Regions from separate parts of the Mus musculus genome. Here region 2 is linked to region 1. A link is a loop called in an ENCODE intact Hi-C map of the cell type or tissue named here. Cell type or tissue: left cerebral cortex. All regions are shown on one strand.

Region 1 (5,000 bases):
CATGGATCCATGACGTAAACTTATGTATCTCTGTGGTGTATTGTATGGAGATGAACAGGAGACTTTAAGTCCACCTCTGCTCCATTCAAGAAGCTAAAATGACCTCTTTAATGGAAAACAAGGAAAATATTTAAGATGTAGGAGAAAGGAGAAACCGCATGTTGCTGGAGCCTGAGAGATGATGCAACACTTCTGTTTGGTTTGTTTTGGTGAGGCTGGGAACTGAACATTGAGTCTCTGACTTGGTTCCTTTCTCATTACTGTTATCAGGGAAACTTACAAAAGAAAGCTTTTAACTGAGAGCTAGCCTACAGTTCAGAGGCTGAGTCCACAGCCATCAGAGCAGGGAGCATGGGCAGCAGGCAGGCAGGCACTGAAGCAGGAGCTGAGGGCTTACTTATTGAGACAACAATGGGGGGGGGAGAAGGAGAAGGAAAGGGAGGGAGGAGAGGAAGGGAGGGAGGGAAGGAAGGAGAGAGAGGAGAGGAAGGGAGGGAGGGAGGGAAGAAGAGGGAGTGGAAGGGAGAGAGGGAGTGGGAGGGAGAGGGAGGGAAGAGAGGAAGGGAGGGAGAGAAGGAGAGGGAGGGAGGGAGGGGGGAACCGGGAAGGTGGGGATGGGGGCTGGGGGGGGGACAGAGGGAGGGTGCACCTAAGAGCCTACGCAGGCCATTCTCATTTGCACCATTACAGACCTCACACACACCAGTCAATCACAATTTCTGAGCACATCACCCAGTCGGCGCATGCTTCTTTCAGCCACCTGCCAAGAAAGTCTTTAATAAAAAATAAGTTTACAAAACCCAACTTACTATTTTCCTCTGTGTGCTCGTCTTTGCTTTTGTGAGTGAGTATTCCACACTCTGGTCCTCTGTTCAGCAGACTACAGGGAGGGAGAGAGGAAGAACTAGCCCCTTACAGGCTGCTAGCCTGGTGTTTGAAATGGTTTGACTTCTGACAGAACTCCCCCCACCCCCACCCCAGTCTCTGTAAGGAGAAAGATTAGACTTTATCTTTGGTTCTCTTGCCTTATTTTTATGTACTAGAAAGCGTTTTCTTCTTCCACACTAAAGATAATTTTCCTATGGAGAACTTATGTGCATTTTTTTTTCTTTTTAGATTGTGTCTTTATCGTTATTGGTTTTGGTAGAATTATAAATAGTGTTGTTCCTTAATTTTAGATTCCGGCTTCTCATTGCTGGTGGATAAGGAAGCAATCACTTTCATCTCTGACTTGTACTGTGCCACCTCATCAAGCTTATTTGTTAGAGTTTAAGTTTCTGTGGCGTTTTCTACTTTACTATCATGCTACCTAAATAGATGTTTGCTTCTCCCTGTTCTAGTACACATGTACCCTTAATTTCCTTTTCTTGTCTTATTGCACTAGCTATGACCTTAAGTAAGAGAGAGATGAATGCTATCTTTGTCCTGTTAGGGTGGCTAGGGGAAAGATGTCCTCTTTTACCACTTTCACTTTAATATGTAATAGTGCTAGAGTATGTGCATTCATGTGCGTATGTGTGTGTCTCAGTGTGTGAGCGCACGCGTGTGTGTGTGTGTGTGTGTGTGTGTGTGTGTGTGTGCCCACCTTCTTTAGGCTGAGGAAAATTCTTTATACTTTTTACTTTTCTGAGACTCAGAGAATGTAACTGATTTCTTTTAATCTGCTCTATTGAGATGTTTGGTTTGCAACATTCTTCTCTGGACGTGGAGAAGGCAAAGAAGAGCATTTGACTCTTCAGCCCGACAGCAGCAATCTTCAAGTCAGCTCTCTGCCACTTCAGTACCCAACTCCCAGTCTCCACTATAAAACTAGGAATCTCTATCAATTGCCTCGGGAAGGAGGCACCTTGTGGTGGAGTGATGAGCTCTAATCTGGACAGCTGCCTCTTCTTATCTTTATGACCTTGGACAAATCATAAAACATCATTTCTAAAATCAGTACCGTAATTACCTTATCAAACTGTGGAGATACTTTCAAATGGTAATCGCTCTGAAGTACTCTACACATTTAAATTATCGTGGAGAGGATACATTCTTGGGGGATAGGATTCTTGTCAGTTCATTTTTTGTATCCCTAAGTAAATGCTTAATGTGGATCTAATTATTCTGCGCTATACATATCCAGCCCCCAGGGCCGCGGTGTGCTGGGAGAAGCGAATCATGTCTTCACTGCGTCACTGTCAGAATCCAGGGCTGTGATCCAAGACTGAAGTGCTGTCACCCCAGTCGAAAAACAATCAGACCATGTAGATGGTTAGCTGTCAGGAGCTGGAGAAAGAAAGCATTTTACAACATTGGCTCAGGTCATCCGCAAATGCTAGCTGTTGTTTTCGTTTTGATTTGGGAAGTATCCCCACTAGGTGACTGGAAGCCTGGCTAAGTGAAGAGAAACAGTATAGTTTGGTCTTTGCTTTTGGTTTTTTGTTTTGCTTTGTTTTGTTTTGTTTTGTTTTGTTTTTGCTCTCTCCTAGAGGAAAAATTTTGTTTCCCATGCTTGATGACAGAGGGTGAGAATGGGGACTTGCAGTCCCCAAAACCACAATGGGGCGTGAGGTTCCTTTTTCTGAGCATCGTACAGGCCACTAGGTGGCACTATTTACCCATCTATGTTTCTCTGCTGGTCCTCAGCAAGGATCTTAATTCTAAACTAGTGTGTTTTGTTGGGAGTGATGGTGAGAGAGAAGCGTGTTAGGAAGGAAAATACAAATGACCCTCCAGAATCAATCCGGAGGGCTGATTAGGGGTCAGCTCTCAGCCACGGTTACACTAGACTTGGCAGGCTTGTGTCCGACTATTTTTAAAACTGATTTTTAAGAGCAACATGCAATTAGTTTCCATTTTCTTAAACCTTTAACAAATGACAAGATAAAATGAAATGTCGGGGCTTGGGACGTGGGATTGAGGAGGTACCCTCGCATGCTTGTGTCCCTCTCTCTCCTAAAATCATTAATGAGGTCGGGGACCCCTGAGAACCTTAAAGCCGCTTCTACGTGAAGCTCTCCGCTGAATCAGCCACCATCGGGGAAGCCAAGCACTGGTGTCCCTTTGGAGATGGCATCTGGGGAAGCCGCCCTGATCTCCAGGCCCGGTGGTGCTCCCTTTCCGCCTTGGCATGTGCTACACAGTCCCTGAGGACTGTTATTTATCTGGAGACCACAGAGATGAAACAGGAATTTCAAACTGGCACATACAACTTTTGGTGAGAGAAATTAAAGATCTCTCTCTCTCTCTCTCTCTCTCTCTCTCTCTCTCTCTCTCTCTCTCTCTCTCTCTCTCTCTCGTCCCCAGATGACAGCCCTCAGAAAACACACTGAACAGCCCCAAGGACATAGAAACCAATGGTTGCCCCCACTTTGTTTCGGGGCCACGGAATCTGCCGTTACCTCTTCACTGTCCGTTTTAACTTTAAAATCGCCTTGCACGACTCTGCCTAGAAGCTTGGTAGTCATTCATTCATTTATTTATTTTGACTTAGAAATGACACAACTAGAATCATAGTTTTCTCCCTGTTCCGAATCTTCCCAAAGCTTTCTGCCTGCCCCGCCCCCGCTCTCCACCCCTACCCCCCACTCATGAGCTTCCATTTTCTCTGCTTTGTGGCATGTCTACCAGCACACACCACCTTGAGCTGATGTGTGATAAACAGCTAAATATAGTGATGGCTTTGGCAGCTTCCTCTCGACGCCTGTCACAGACCCCCTAAAATGGGAATTAAACAGGTTTAAGATACACAAGAGGCTCTGTTATGCTTGGGAAGAGAGGACACTTTCTATGTCGTGAGCAAGTACTCCTCTGTTTGTGTGTTCGTGCCCTGCTTTATCTAAGGAACAATAATGACTTTAATGGTTGTTAGCAGATGCTCTGTTAGATGCTCAGAACCCCTTTCAGCCGCCGGCCTCATCCAGAAAAGTCTTTATGTGAAACCCACACTGTGTAATCAGTGGTCCTGTGCGGGGGCTGGGTGCTGGCTAGATGACAGTCGCCGCTGCTCTAGATACTCTAACAGCAATGGCTGAAAATTGCCTTCAGCTGATTCTATGTGGAGAACTCATGATATCTGGAGTAAATTCACTCAGGTCTCCAGCCCCCACAGTCCTCAAGAAAGAAAGAAAAGCAGAGAGAGAGAGGGGGGGTGGGAAAAGGAGAGAAGGTTGGCTATAGTACATAGGAATTCCAGCTCTCTGGGGCTTTGACCACACCAGTGAATACTAATTATACTGAATGTGTCGTCTTCACAAACCAAACACGTATTCCCAGGAGACAGATAGTGCCACCAATCCAACTCATGATGTAACCTGGATTTAAAGCCAGGCCTCTCAGAGGGACAGGCAATCGGGTCTATTAACTCTCATGACACGTGCCAGCGCTTTCACTACCACCTTGACCTAAGGAACACATGAATGTAACACTTTTATTTCATCAGCTTATGTGTTACCGGGGCTGGCTCTGAGACCTGGGTTTTGGAGACATTGAGAATAAAGGAATCGTTTTGGGGGACACACAGTTTGCAGGGATTTTTCTCGGGGGTGGGTGGTGGAATCAGTTGTGCTTTATAGATGTGTTGCTTCCACAAAATCTGGGTGGAGTGAAGTGGAACTTCAGCCAGGCAGTCATGTACTTCTCTATGCTGAGATGCATGCAGCACACCGCATCTGAGAGTCCTGGAGTCTTGTGACCTCGTTGGAGATATTTGGAGAAAGCTTTTCATTTGGGTGCCATGTGGATTGCCATCTTCCTTTTCAGATTTCTGTTGTGTTGTCTTTGTGGAGAGAGGCCCGAAATCAGTGGAGGCAAAGCCACATGACCTGGAGTCCATCTGATCATTGTACTTCCTGGGCCCCTGCCATTGTTTAAGGCCACCAGATGGAACTGTCCAGGTGGACCCAGGTTAGGCTCTTGTATACATTGCTGAAGTCCGCCATTGCTACTTTCTAGGAGACCCTAGCACCTATCTCTAATTACTGGGGTCCTGCTCGTCGCTGTGCTTTTCTGTCTCCAGC
Region 2 (5,000 bases), 820 kb after region 1:
GGCCAATCCAACGAAGCGTTTGACGTTATTAAATAATAAAGCGATTGTGATTTACATTGTTGTTGAGAAAAAAGGCCAATTATCCACTGTTATGTTGCCATAAAGATCATATTAACTCGAATTAGTAATCAAACAATATGCGAGCGCTTTAAAGTACAGCAGAACTGGGTGACAGCTACTGCGACGTCTTCACTTTCACCAGCAAACCCACCCGCATCGTCAGCCGGAGCAAAAGAGGCCGACACCACAGGCCCGAAAGGAGGGAAGAGAGCTGCGAAGTGGTGATTAACCGTGTCCAGTGTTAATTATTCTCAATTAATCCCAAACAGTGCAAACCTTTCCTAGTTCTCTGCAAGTTCCCATGTTGGGGATGCTTTGAGGATTGCGCCTCTTTGGGAAGGAAGAGGCGCCTTGAGTACCTGCGGGCTGAGCAAAGGGGCTGGGATGCAGGTGCACTCGAGAATGCTGCGCGTGGCGCGCGCGCGGGAGGCTCACTGCCTTCCCTACAGCTCCAGCTGCAACCCGAGGCAGACTCCAGACGTGGGCAAGGCCCACAGCATCCTTCCACCTCCCCCCCCCCCCCACCTCCGTGAATCCTGCGTCTTCTCTACTCAAATCCCTCTCGCGCGCGCCCTCTGTTATTAGGTTTATAACTCTTTGCCCACTTAAATCTGTGCAGCCAACCAAGGAAATCTAAATAGGTTTGAGTTGCCCCTTGGGTACCGAATGGAGGCTTTAATAAGAAAGATTAATTGTGGGTGTGTACCGGCCGGAAGATACGTTAGCGCCTAAGCTGCAGGCTCTGTAGATGGGGGAATCGGAACACTTCTTCTAGGCCTAGACTTTAAGTAGGCGCCATAGGCATACCCGCCGTAAGGCCCCAAGCAAGTGAGCTTTGTCTCACTCTCAGACATCTTTTCCTGTGATTCGGGATTTTATAGAATTTGGTCTTTCCTATCAATGCCTTTCAGAACCACCCAGCGCACTCCGGCTTCTCCTCTTACCCAGAGGAGAGCAAGGGTGTCCTTCTTAGTCCCACAGAAGTGTTTAAGGGAATCATAAACAGGGTTTATTGAGGAGGGGTGTTGGAAAGTTGATGCTTTTCTTGGCTTGTTTTAACTGTGTGTAAACACTGAGTAATTTTCCTCAGCACAAACGGGAACCGTCTATTAGTTGGACCACCTTGGTGTCACCCTCTTATCACAGGCTAGGGTGGTGCTGAGGGAAGTATCTTGCCTTTCCCTAAATCTTCAGACCCAAAACTAAAACCTGGCCAAAGCGTGGGGGGAGGGCAGGGTGTTTAAAGAAGGGCCTGACTGCCAAGTTCCCAGTAGCCTCTCACACTTAAATAATTCCATTTAAAACTTGCTGCACCCGGGCCTGAGCTCACACCAGTGTGAGAGGAAAACTCTTCTAACGTCTGCTGGTTGCCAGCAAGGGCAGCTAAAGGGTGGTCGCATTTCTGTCCAGAGTTTTAAAACAGTTGCCGCCTTTCCTGACCCCCTTCTCTTCCTCCCCACCCCTCTCCCCAGTAAAACCAATTCAAAAGGGGACAGGACTGTGCTCAGCAAGATTAAGGTGCCTTCATTTGTAGGATTAGCCCTCTCATGCCGCATAATAAAATACTAGAGGTCCTTTTACATTTAAACAAATACACGAAATTCATGCCTTCTCTCCTTTCCTGTTTGATCTCACAGGACTTGCAAGACCCAGGCTTGGATCCTAAGTAGTCTCAGAAAAACTTTTAACTTAGAGTTCTCAGATCCTAGCACATCTGGGCCTCTCGAGCATTGATATTGGGTGAGAGCAGAGAGATCCGCTTACTTTTAATATCTACAGCAATAGATTTGAGTTGGGAACTCACGATTAAAAGTCTATTTGTTCCTCCCAGGGCTCATGGATTTCAATGCTGGCCATAGGAACCACAAAATGTTCATTAAAGGAACCTATGCAAGCCTACTGTATGGCCACTTTGTCGGTTCAGAACTGTGGATGGGGGAAAGTATGTGAGTGTGAGCCGATGTCACGCTGGCCACCAGTGTGTGGTCTATTGTGGGAAATGCTGCTTTTTGACTGAACAGAGGGCCCCCTCCCCCTTCCCCAGCTCTACTGCACCTGCAGTGGATGAGGGAGTCCCTGCCATTCAGCCCGTCGCAGATTGTTCAAACAGAAGACATCTCTGACAGCACTCAATTCATTACATTTCTTCCTGCTTTTCAAACCAACACACACACACAAAATGAGTATTGCCAGCCAGTGACAGCCAAAAAAAAAAAAAAAAATCTTAAAATACTTTATATGCAGCTAATTTAGAAGCTCACACAACTAACCATGAAATATTTTGTGTCCTTAACTTGGAAAGCTTCCTGGGGCTGGGTGGGGGGTGGGAGGATTACCTGCTTTTTTTTTGTTGTTTTGTTTTTTTTTTGTTGTTTTGTTTTTGTTTTTTTGTTTTCTATCGAAACCTACCTCCATAGTTTATATGGAAATAGTAAGTTTGTAGAATGACATTGCTTACAGGGTAAGGAGAACTTTCTATAGGGATCAAAGTGGAAACATGCAAGAGAGAATAGGCCCTGATTAATCTTAGCAGAAGGGCCCACTTGATACATACTCATAATTTATGCTGGGGAGCCAGCTTGCTAAGAGAGGTAGGGTACCCAAATTCCAGGAGCAAGCTGCTGAGGAGGAAAGAGGAAGTCCTGGGGCCTGAGGTAGGTGTGAGCTAAACATTTAAATCCATTTCCTGACAGCCAAGCCTTACCTCCATATGCTCAGCTTTATTTTGCCATCTTGAATTCTGAAATGATTTGCACTGATTTCACAAAGCTACCGAGAGGGTGTTTGGAAAGCTGGCGACAGAGTGTTAGCCTAGTTTACCAGAAGTTGAAGTAAACACACTCCCAGGAGATTTTAAGGCACCTTCCCTGGAGTAGAGGAGTGGAGGGAAACAAGCAGAAAGGGGACCTTGAGAGACAAGCTTGCTTCGCCACGACTGGACTGTAACCTTACGCAATAGCCCAGATTGGAACGGTGGCTGATTTCTGTCTAGTCATTATTTTGTGAGATTCTGGGGCCATATCAGAATATAAAGTTCGGTTTCAGACCATTCGCCATAGAAGGGAATCCAAAAAATGGAACGGATTTAAGGGTTGAAAAGAAATCCTGGTCAATGCACTTCTAGGAACACCAAAGGATGTCTGTCCACCAGTGAGTGGCTCTGTCCCTCTTAGACACACTCCAGCTACCAAATGGTTTTCACCTTTAACTCACTCGTGGAATGTCTATAGTCAGTGTCTGACTCAAATATGTTATTGCTCTTATTTTGAGATGGGTCTAATGGGGCTCTGGCTAAAAGCTGTGTAAACCCCCAAGAGTGGAAGGTATGGAGAACGTGGAAATGGTATGCCAGTGGTAAGCCAGAAGCAACTGTCAAAACCTCCGTGACATCAGAGCCAGAAGACTTTAGAAGTCCGAAGCTGTTGCTGGGACTCAGGAAGGCTGAAAACAGAGAAGCCACGGTCTAGAAAGGCCTCTGGCCTAATTTGATAAGAGCCTGAAGACAAAACAAAATACAGCTGACCAACTCATTCTGATCCTAGCATAAACTCTAGCTAGCAGGTCACTCAACTCTGAAAGCACACATCAAGGAAAAGAGTCCTGCTGTAGAGGTATGCAGGCCATGTGTGAGCTTATCTGGGATTACTTATAAGAGATCAGCCATTTGAATGTTGGGGTGGTCAGGGTCCTCCAAAACTGGGCCTGCTAGTATGATGGAAATCAACTTTACTGTTTTGGCCAGGAACTCTCTGGTGTTTCCTTTCCTGTATAGGCCTCGCAGAGTAGCTGCAGACCCTGACATCCCAAGTTGGGGGTAGGGGCATCTCCCCATTCTGGTCTGGCCACCAGTGGTAAAGAGTGCTAGGGGACAAGTCACTGCTCCTTCTAATACCATCAGCATTTTATTGCCCTTTGGAGGTGGGGCAACTCGTCTCAAGCGCCAATATTCTTCCTTTCAGGAAGACACACACAGATGGCAGAGTCTCAAAGTAACTTCCCAGGCTAACCCTAAGTCAGAAGGGGGGTGATAAAGAGGCAAGATGAGTGACCCCCAAGACTAACATCACTGCTTAGCACCCTAACAAGGGCCAGGACCTTTGTATACAGCTTTGAGACTGCCTTGGCACTGGTTCCCTGTCTCTCACCTTCTGTTAGACAGAGGGTTAATCTCAGGCTCCAATCAAGCCAGTAGATGTAGAGGGGTGTGTGGAGGTGGTCTTATACAGCTATCTCTTACACATCTTAGGAAGTGAAGGGCTGGTTCATCTCGACCTCCCTCCTGCCCCACCCCCCTACCAAAATAATCTCTCAAAGCCTCCCACATTTTTACCAGTCCTCTCTGGCTCAAATCTTGGGTGAGAAGAGCCCAGTATGGCTTGGCCACAGGCAAAGGACTAGGGTAAGATGTCAAGAAGACAACACCCAGGCCAACAACTTCCGATCTTGAGGGTATTAAGCCTATAGCAGCCATCTCTGAGGCCAGGAGGTCAACATATAGAGGGTTCAGGCTCCCGAGCAGGAGGCAGGGGACTCTGTAACCTAAGTCAGAAGGACTCTGTAACAGCTACACAGTACCAGAAACTCGGGCAAGTTTCTTTTGGTGCAGGGTTGCGGGGAGGGCAGAGACACTGGGAACCCCTCTGCAGCTTTTTTGGGAGTCTCGGGGGATGGGGGCCTGGCCGCAGTGACGTCAGGTCCTAGCCAGTCCAGGTTAGCTGCCGACTCCAGTCGGTACCTTGCCAGTCTCCAGGCTTTGGCCCTGCAGTCCCTTCCCTTCAGGGAGCCTGCAGGAGGCTGGAGAGCTCTCAACTCAGCCCTGCCGAACCTGGGCCTGGAGAAGCAAAAGTGGTTCAAAGCGCCGAAATCTTTATACATCCGTGTCCACTTGACTCGCTATAGACAAGCAGATGGGGTCATAAAACTAATGGCCCCTCCGAGGT

Evidence for each region. Hi-C counts contacts between places; a loop is a spot of excess contacts. Peaks named below come from ENCODE experiments on the same cell type or tissue, not always from the same donor. Only the 100,000 strongest peaks of a DNase experiment are listed, where the experiment ranks them.
Region 2: it touches region 1 in a loop (5-fold over the local background); 5 of 42 quality-filtered maps call a loop at or near these places.

Annotation. Positions count from the first base shown.
Region 1 is chr3:35,480,109-35,485,108 of GRCm38, reverse strand. No RefSeq gene overlaps it. Among named protein-coding and RNA genes, the nearest start is that of Gm38512, 77 kb to the right of the region's middle. In left cerebral cortex, a CTCF peak has its summit at 2,578 (motif pointing right); DNase peaks (open chromatin) are centred at 2,594, 2,991 and 3,871; H3K4me3 peaks cover 500 bases.
Region 2 is chr3:34,657,083-34,662,082 of GRCm38, reverse strand. All of the region lies in intron 4 of Sox2ot (SOX2 overlapping transcript (non-protein coding)), which reads right to left. Among named protein-coding and RNA genes, the nearest start is that of Sox2, 9.6 kb to the right of the region's middle. In left cerebral cortex, no CTCF peak of the experiment used is centred here; DNase peaks (open chromatin) are centred at 949, 1,306, 2,062, 4,905 and 4 more places; H3K4me3 peaks cover 265 bases; H3K27ac peaks cover 3,646 bases.